Linked DNA regions of Homo sapiens: region 2 is linked to region 1. The links are chromatin contacts, found by Hi-C in ENCODE. All regions are on one chromosome and are shown on one strand. Each heading gives the region's core, a stretch centred on a gene start or an enhancer-like site at or near the end of the contact. The rest is flanking DNA. Distances are from core to core; before and after follow the strand shown.

Region 1 (3,393 bases), core at 605-3,104:
ATCTTGTATTGCTCTGAAAGAAAAGATTTTGTCCTCCTTCATTTTTGGTGGCACTCCGAAGAAATTCAATGTGTTTCATCAATTATTGTCACCATTTTTTGGATGCTCATGTTGTCCCACATTTCTCCAGTAAAAAACCCATTCTTTAAGAGAATTTAGTGTTTTGTGGAGTACTTTATTATTGTAAGGACCATGCAGTGGTAAATCCTTACTGAATCACACGACATGTGAGAACAAATGACTTTATAACCAGTGAGAAATTCTGATGATTGGTACAACATATTTTCATAGTTAACAGGTTACACTAACTGAAAAATGTAAATAATTGGTAACAGAAAATTCTAACCGCCAATAAAAATTATTGGCAATTTATTTTTGAGTCATCTATTTACCTTTAAAATGGCATATCTATTCCTGGCTCCTGTATATGATGGCCGATGACTATAAATTGAAATATACCTGTAGCATACGTATGACTTAAACACTGCATACTACTGCACATTGCAGCGAACAGGATGGAGCTACTTGTGATCTAAAATTATCTAAACAATATACTTGGGAGCAAATCTCAATAGCATTCCATCTAACGAAAGCATCGCGATTTTATAACTATGACTTTTGGGAAGACCAAACGGAATACCCCAGCTGAAATGAGAAAAATCTGTATTAAGGAATTTTAGCTCCACCCAGGGCAATTATCCCCTTCCTTCCGTAACTGCCAATTTCCTCCCCAATCCCAAGAGCGCCTCTGCCCAGTTCCGCAGTCTCTGCTCCAAGTCTGTTTTTGATGATGCCCTTAGAAGCAGGGGCAGCGGCAAGCGGCGGAGATAGGGATTAAGTTCCTAACAGTCTTCTTCCCCTGACCTGGCAGATGGGGACGCTGCCCCTTAGAAGCCTTTTTCCCCGCAATACGGGACGCCGCAGAGGTGAAAGACCAAGAAGGTGGAGCAAACTTTTAGGGAGCGCCTCTTGGGCCCGCGTACCCTTCCGCCTGTTCCTCTCTGATTGGCCAGCGTGAGTCACGGACGCCCAATCGCGCGGTAGCGTCCGCCGTGCCGCTGGGCGACGGCGGCGCGCATGCCCACTCAGGGACCCACCCTGCGCCCCAGCCCTCTACAGCGCGGGCGAAGGGCATCGGCGGGGAAGCGGCTGTGGTTGCCAGATCTGGCAGTACAGAGCCAAGGTGGCAGGGCCGCGCTAGGACACGGATGGTCCCAGGGGGAGGGCAACAGGAAAAACAAGCACTGACACAACTGCCCCATTTCCCCATGTCCCCTAAAAGCAGGTTTTCTTGGGCTGACCAGGGCATTTTCACTGTGGTGTCCGACTGGGGCAACTCGATCTGCCCGCGGGGACTCAAAAAAGCTTGAGCTGCATTTTTTCTTTGCGTCCGGGCGGACCAAAAGGCGAGGTGAAGGGAACGAGTGTTTATAAGAAAGTAAACTTTTGTGCAGAATGGGCTGGGGACACCTCTGAGTTTTGCTGCCCGCAACGTGACCTTTTTAGCGCGGTCCTGGACGCGTTCCCTCGCAGCCAACCCGTCAGTCTCCTCAGGCCTTATCCTGCCCTCTCTGAGGTGGCCGCCTGTGGGCGCTGCAAACGCCACACTTTTGCTCTACGAAGAACCTCCTCGCGACTTTCCAAGGTGTGCAACTCAGAAAAGCGCCCCCCAAAACAAGTAAAAGCCTTCGGGGAAGAGGCAAAGTCCCTGAACCGTCCTGACTCCAGCCACCAGCCGGTGTTTGGTGGATCAGGTCCCGGAGCTCCGCAGCCTGGGAGCCCCACACCAGGCCGGCCCCTACGGCCGCTCAGAAAACGCGGCGAGCGGAACCCGCACGCGGAAGCGCCGGCCGCACTGAGCATGCCCAGTTGCAGAGCCGACCAGAGGAGTTTTTTCTTTTCTTTTCTTTTTTTTTTTTTAAGGGGGGGGGTCTCAAGTAGGAGGCCTCCCCATCACCCCCACCCCAGCCCCCCACCACCCCCGGCCTAAGCAGCTACCATGGCCCAGGTGGCCGGCGCGGCGTTGTCCCAGGCGGGTTGGTAAGTGGCGAGTCCCGCCGGCTGCCGGGCCGCGGGTGCGGGCCGGGGCCCCAGGGAGGTTGGGTTGGGGGCGGCGGGGTGCGTGTCGGGGTAGGCGGAGGCTGTCGTCCGCCCCCGGCCTCTCCCCGGGCCCTTCGGGCCGGCTCCGCCCCCGGCGCCACGCGGAGCCCTGCGAGTTCCCCTAGGTCCCCTGGAGGCGGCGGCGGCGGCGGCCTGGGCCCCGGGCGGCGGGCCTGGGCCCCGGGCGGCGGGCGGCGGGCCTGGGGAGAGGCCGGGGGCCGCGAGCCGGGCGGGTGGCGGCCCAGACCCCGGCCGACCGGAGCGCCGGGGAGGACCTGCAGCGCCGTCCGCGCGGCTTCTCCGGGGAGGGGGTGTTTCTGCAGCGGGATCGGGAGGCGAGGGCTGGGAACGAAGTGCGGCGGAGAGGGACGAACGCGGCCGGAGCCCGCGGGCCCATAGGAAGTTGAGGGCAGAGCAGAGCACAGCCCGCGCTGCGGCCGGAGCCGCCTCTTCTTACCCCTTATTTCAAAGTACAGTGTGGACCAGTGTGAATCTGCCTTCCGCGGCACACACACAACTTCTGGAGCTAAGAATGACCGCAATGTCAACTCGTGGGGGTGCTCGGTAGAACTTTTCTTGAAAGGATGGTGTTCTGATTTTAAGAGGCCTTTCGTGTCAAGATTTTCAGGATTTGAAAACAATACAAAATTATGCGAAATTAGGCAGTTTCTGGAATTGCGGCCATTACGGTTGTAATCATCCCGTTTAATTCAGTAACGCTTTTCCCAGGCTTGCACAGGCACATTCTGGGATGAAGGGTAGGAACGGGGATGAAAAAGATTTGCAACGGCTCTCTGCAATTACTGCTTTAGGAGAAAGAGTGAGGCATTAAAAGACCAAACAAAACCAGGGGGAATAGTGATAAACCGTACGTACAGAGGAACAGATGAGTGCACTGTGGAATGGGAGGGAGAGTTACTTTCCTAAAGTGGACTTGGAAAGATGGTAAGGAAAAGGCTTTCTAGCACAGAGCTGCTGGAGATGACACAGGGAAGCGCTTATTGTTTTGCAGAACCTACACAAGATCTATATGGTTCGTGAAAGATGTGGATTTGATTTTGTGAATAAAGTTTTTGATCAGTAGAGGGATATAATCACAACTGTGCTTTGAAGAAGCCCCTCCTGATTTTAAAGGCACTTGTGTTATTATACACCCCATTTTACAGGTGAGGAGACTGAGGCAAAGAGCTGTTAAGTAACTTTCCCAAAATGACATAGCTAGAAAGTGGTGGAGTTGAATGTTGAGCACAGAGGGCCTGGCTCTGGGCCTGGTTCCTTTAACGCTTATGCGTT
Region 2 (3,314 bases), core at 1-2,500, 8.4 Mb before region 1:
GCCAAGACATCCCTGGAGCTGGGGTCTGGCTCGGCCTTCCCTGCGCACCCCCTGGGGGCGAGTAAGCGCCGAACGCGGGGAGGAAAATCCTCCTGGTGGGAGTGAGCACGCTGCGCGGACGCGGGGGAACAAAACTCACTTTCCGACTGGCCCCTTCTCTGGCTGTGATCTGTCTCTCCTGCTCAGGCATCGTCCCGCACGGACACCGAATTCTTCTCTGATCTGGCTCAGAGCAAAAGGTCACCTGGTCGGTGGAGGAGAGCGGGGTGTTAAAGTCCCGGGAGAGGAGGCGCAGAGTGTGAGGGCATCGGCGCGGCTCGGCTCTAAAGCAAACAGGGGTCCGGGAACCGCCCCTTCATTTGGGACCGGGGAAGCCGCAGCCCTCTTCACACGGATGATTCAAAGTTGCGCGCCGCCGTCCTCCCGACCTGGGGGCACGGGGATGAGAGCGTGAGGGGAGAGTGGGCCTCGGACCCTCGCCCACTCCCCAGGTGGCTGGGAGTGCCCACCCTGGAACTGCCGGCCCCGCCGGTGCCACAGTGTTCTCTGCCGTGCCAGTGCCACAATGTCCTCTGCCGTGCCGGCGCCGCAGGGCGGAGGCCTGTCCTCCTCCGCGGTCTCGGCCACCTCGCGCTGGTGCGCTCCGACACTGTACTGGGATCTCACGCGTGTGCGGGAGCGGGAGGGCAGGTGAGCTGCGCAGAGCCGGGCCGCAGACTCAGCTCCCAGGGCTCACCCACCGCCTGCGGGGAAGGTGCCCGGCGGCGCCGCGTCGGGTCCGCTCTGCGCTGCCCCCTCCTCGGACTCTGCGCCTGGCTGCCGGACGCCGTGGGTCCCAAAGGAAGCAACCGCGGCAAGAGTGAACTCCGCACCTGGAAAATCGATCCGCTGTGCGCAAAGGCCAGCCAATGGCCTCCAACGGGCGGCGGGCTTTGGGCCGGGAACGGGGGCGCAGGCGCCCAGGCGGGGGCTTCTAGTGGGGGAGGTGGCCGAGGGAGGGAGCGACGGCTGTCAATCACAGGCCACGCCCTCCTCAGCCCAACCCCCCACTGCTGTCCCGCCCACGGGGGCGGGAGCCGTGTGCGCCACGCCGAACACTAGTCTACGCCTCGGCATATTCTATTGGCTGGAAGGCCGTGGGAAGCGGCTACCAGTAACCAATAGTAACGCACAATTGGCCCGTGGGGGCGGGGCGAGCACGGCTTGCTTTCTCAGGAGCCAATAGGGAAAAGGAAAGTGAAGCGTTTCCTGAGTTCGGGGGTCGGCGGAAGATGGCGGCCGGCGAAAGGAGCTGGTGCCTGTGCAAGTTGTTGAGGTGAGCAGCCGGTCGTGTGGGCTCACAGACGTTTTCTCTTCTGTAGGGGTACTTGCCCGTCCAGTGTAGCTAAATTTTGCGGGCAAATGGCCTTCCTTGTCATGAATCTAAGGTAATTTCTCAGGCCAATGAGCAGTCTTTCTTTTTCTTGGGGGTCTTCTATATAGACTGGAATAGACTAGGTCTTAAAGACTCAATTTACCGCGTTTTCTTCTGCTTCACTGTTGGCCGAGGGGTCGAGTTCCCTTCCCTGCTTCAGCTTTTTTTTTCCCTTTCACACTCCAGTTAGTCTGTCATAAATTATTCATATTCATTCCTTATTTTTCTTTACGATTGAGCCACGAGACATTTTCCAATCTATCATGTCTCTTTTCGGTAAAGAAGAAACCGGATCTTCCTTCTCATCTTAGTTTCTACTCTTAAACTCACCAAAACTGCCATTGTTAACACGTCACTTAAATATAAAGCTTATGTTGAATCCTCTGCTTTTTGATAATCTGTTACTTTAATTTTTATGATGTAAGAAGTTACATAAAATATTATTTTATTTGTATTACGTGTATATGCTGTTTCTTCTAGAAAAATTAGAAAATAGATAAGTAAAAGGAAAAAACCCCAGGAATGCTACCATCCGGAGATAGCCACTGTTAACATTTTGGTGAAAAAACTCCCAGGCTTTTTTCCACCTTTGTTGTTGTAGTACTACTGTATTTTAAATGCCTTGCCCTCCACTAATAAAACAGAAGGCCTAGTATATTCTACCTACCTAGTTTTTTTACCACCTACATATTTTTGTTCAGGCTGAAAATTTATAATTAACACCATAGCTTCCTGAATAGCAGTATATACCTAATTCTTTCAAAAGTTCAGGCATTTCTTCTTCGTTTTTGTCCACTCTACTTCAAATTCTGTAATCATTACTTTAAACATTTTGAATGAGAAAGTCTGTTATCAGAGCCTTTTGGTTCTTCCCTGTCATACGTAATATTCCTCAGTGCTTTACATTATAATGTTTAAATAAACTCACTAACCAGACTTAAAGGACAGGTTTAACTTTAGTTATTATGCAGCTTTTAAGTTAAATGTTTAATAGTTCAGTTTGAAAAGCTTGTCACATGAATTTTCCCACCTAAATTATTTGAAGGAATTGCCAGAAAAACCTTTACATTATATGGGTCAGCTGCATTTTAAATAAGCTTTTGAAAGAGTGTCCTGAGAAAGCAAACTGTCCTCTGTAGTGTTGCTTTTATGAATTCATATATTCCAAATGTTAAATAAATGATAAATCTTACCACTTTTGTCAGACTCTGTTCATCCTTTAAGGCAGTGGTTCTCAAATTGTGCTCCATGGACCATGCAGGTCCCAAGGCCCTTCAATGGATCCTCAACAAATCTGTTTTTATAATAACATTAATGTAATATTTGCCTATTTTACTATGTTGATAAGTGCAAAAGTGATAGCGGATAAAACTAAGTGATAGTGGATTTTAATTAACAGTGTGAAAAGGTCATTGATAGGGTTTCAGAGTCTGTATTGCAACTGACATTAAGAAACTGCATAACTTGTCAAATGTGGTCTAGCATCAGAGAAGAATATCTGTAACTAGCTGAAAAGTTAAATATATTTTAAACATAAGATCAATATATATTAAAATATACTCCCTTTTCCTACTACATGTCTAAGTTAGCCTGAATTTTCTTCATATACTTCAACAAAAACAACATATCACTAGATTGAATGCAGAAACAGAAAGGAGGAGCCACTATCTGGTTTCACGTTAAGCCAGACATTAAAAAGATTTGCAAAAAGTGTAAATCATTGGCACCCTTCTTGCTAAATTTCTTTTTTTGGTTTGGAAAAGATAGTTTTTTAATAAAAATATGTTAATGTGTTATGAAAGAATTTTTATTTTCAAATGAATTCATAAAAAGTTTAAAGTTCTTTAGTTTTCATTTCTAATATGCTAAATATTGGTAGATATAAGCAGTGTAAACCACT

What was found. Hi-C counts contacts between places; a loop is a spot of excess contacts on that map. Pooled maps may share reads with other maps.
Region 2: a loop to region 1 is called in a pooled map, with 11 times the contacts of the local background. The contact joins the promoter of ALG11 here to the promoter of TDRD3 in region 1. A Hi-C loop is called at or near these places in 2 of 50 pooled maps.

What each region holds. Positions count from the first base shown.
Region 1 is chr13:60,395,366-60,398,758 of GRCh38, forward strand. It overlaps TDRD3 (tudor domain containing 3), which reads left to right and starts at 1,855. Exons shown (of 14, transcript NM_001146070.2): 1 at 1,855-2,040. The coding sequence starts at 2,000. RefSeq lists enhancers at 777-846, 1,177-1,506, 1,215-1,727, 1,577-1,776, 2,657-2,706 and a silencer at 1,917-2,486.
Region 2 is chr13:52,011,148-52,014,461 of GRCh38, forward strand. It overlaps ALG11 (ALG11 alpha-1,2-mannosyltransferase), which reads left to right and starts at 1,251. Exons shown (of 4, transcript NM_001004127.3): 1 at 1,251-1,315. The coding sequence starts at 1,272. ATP7B (ATPase copper transporting beta) reads right to left here and starts at 303. Exons shown (of 21, transcript NM_000053.4): 1 at 140-303. The coding sequence starts at 190. RefSeq lists silencers at 510-849, 900-1,009, 1,020-1,119 and enhancers at 1,240-1,369, 1,420-1,509.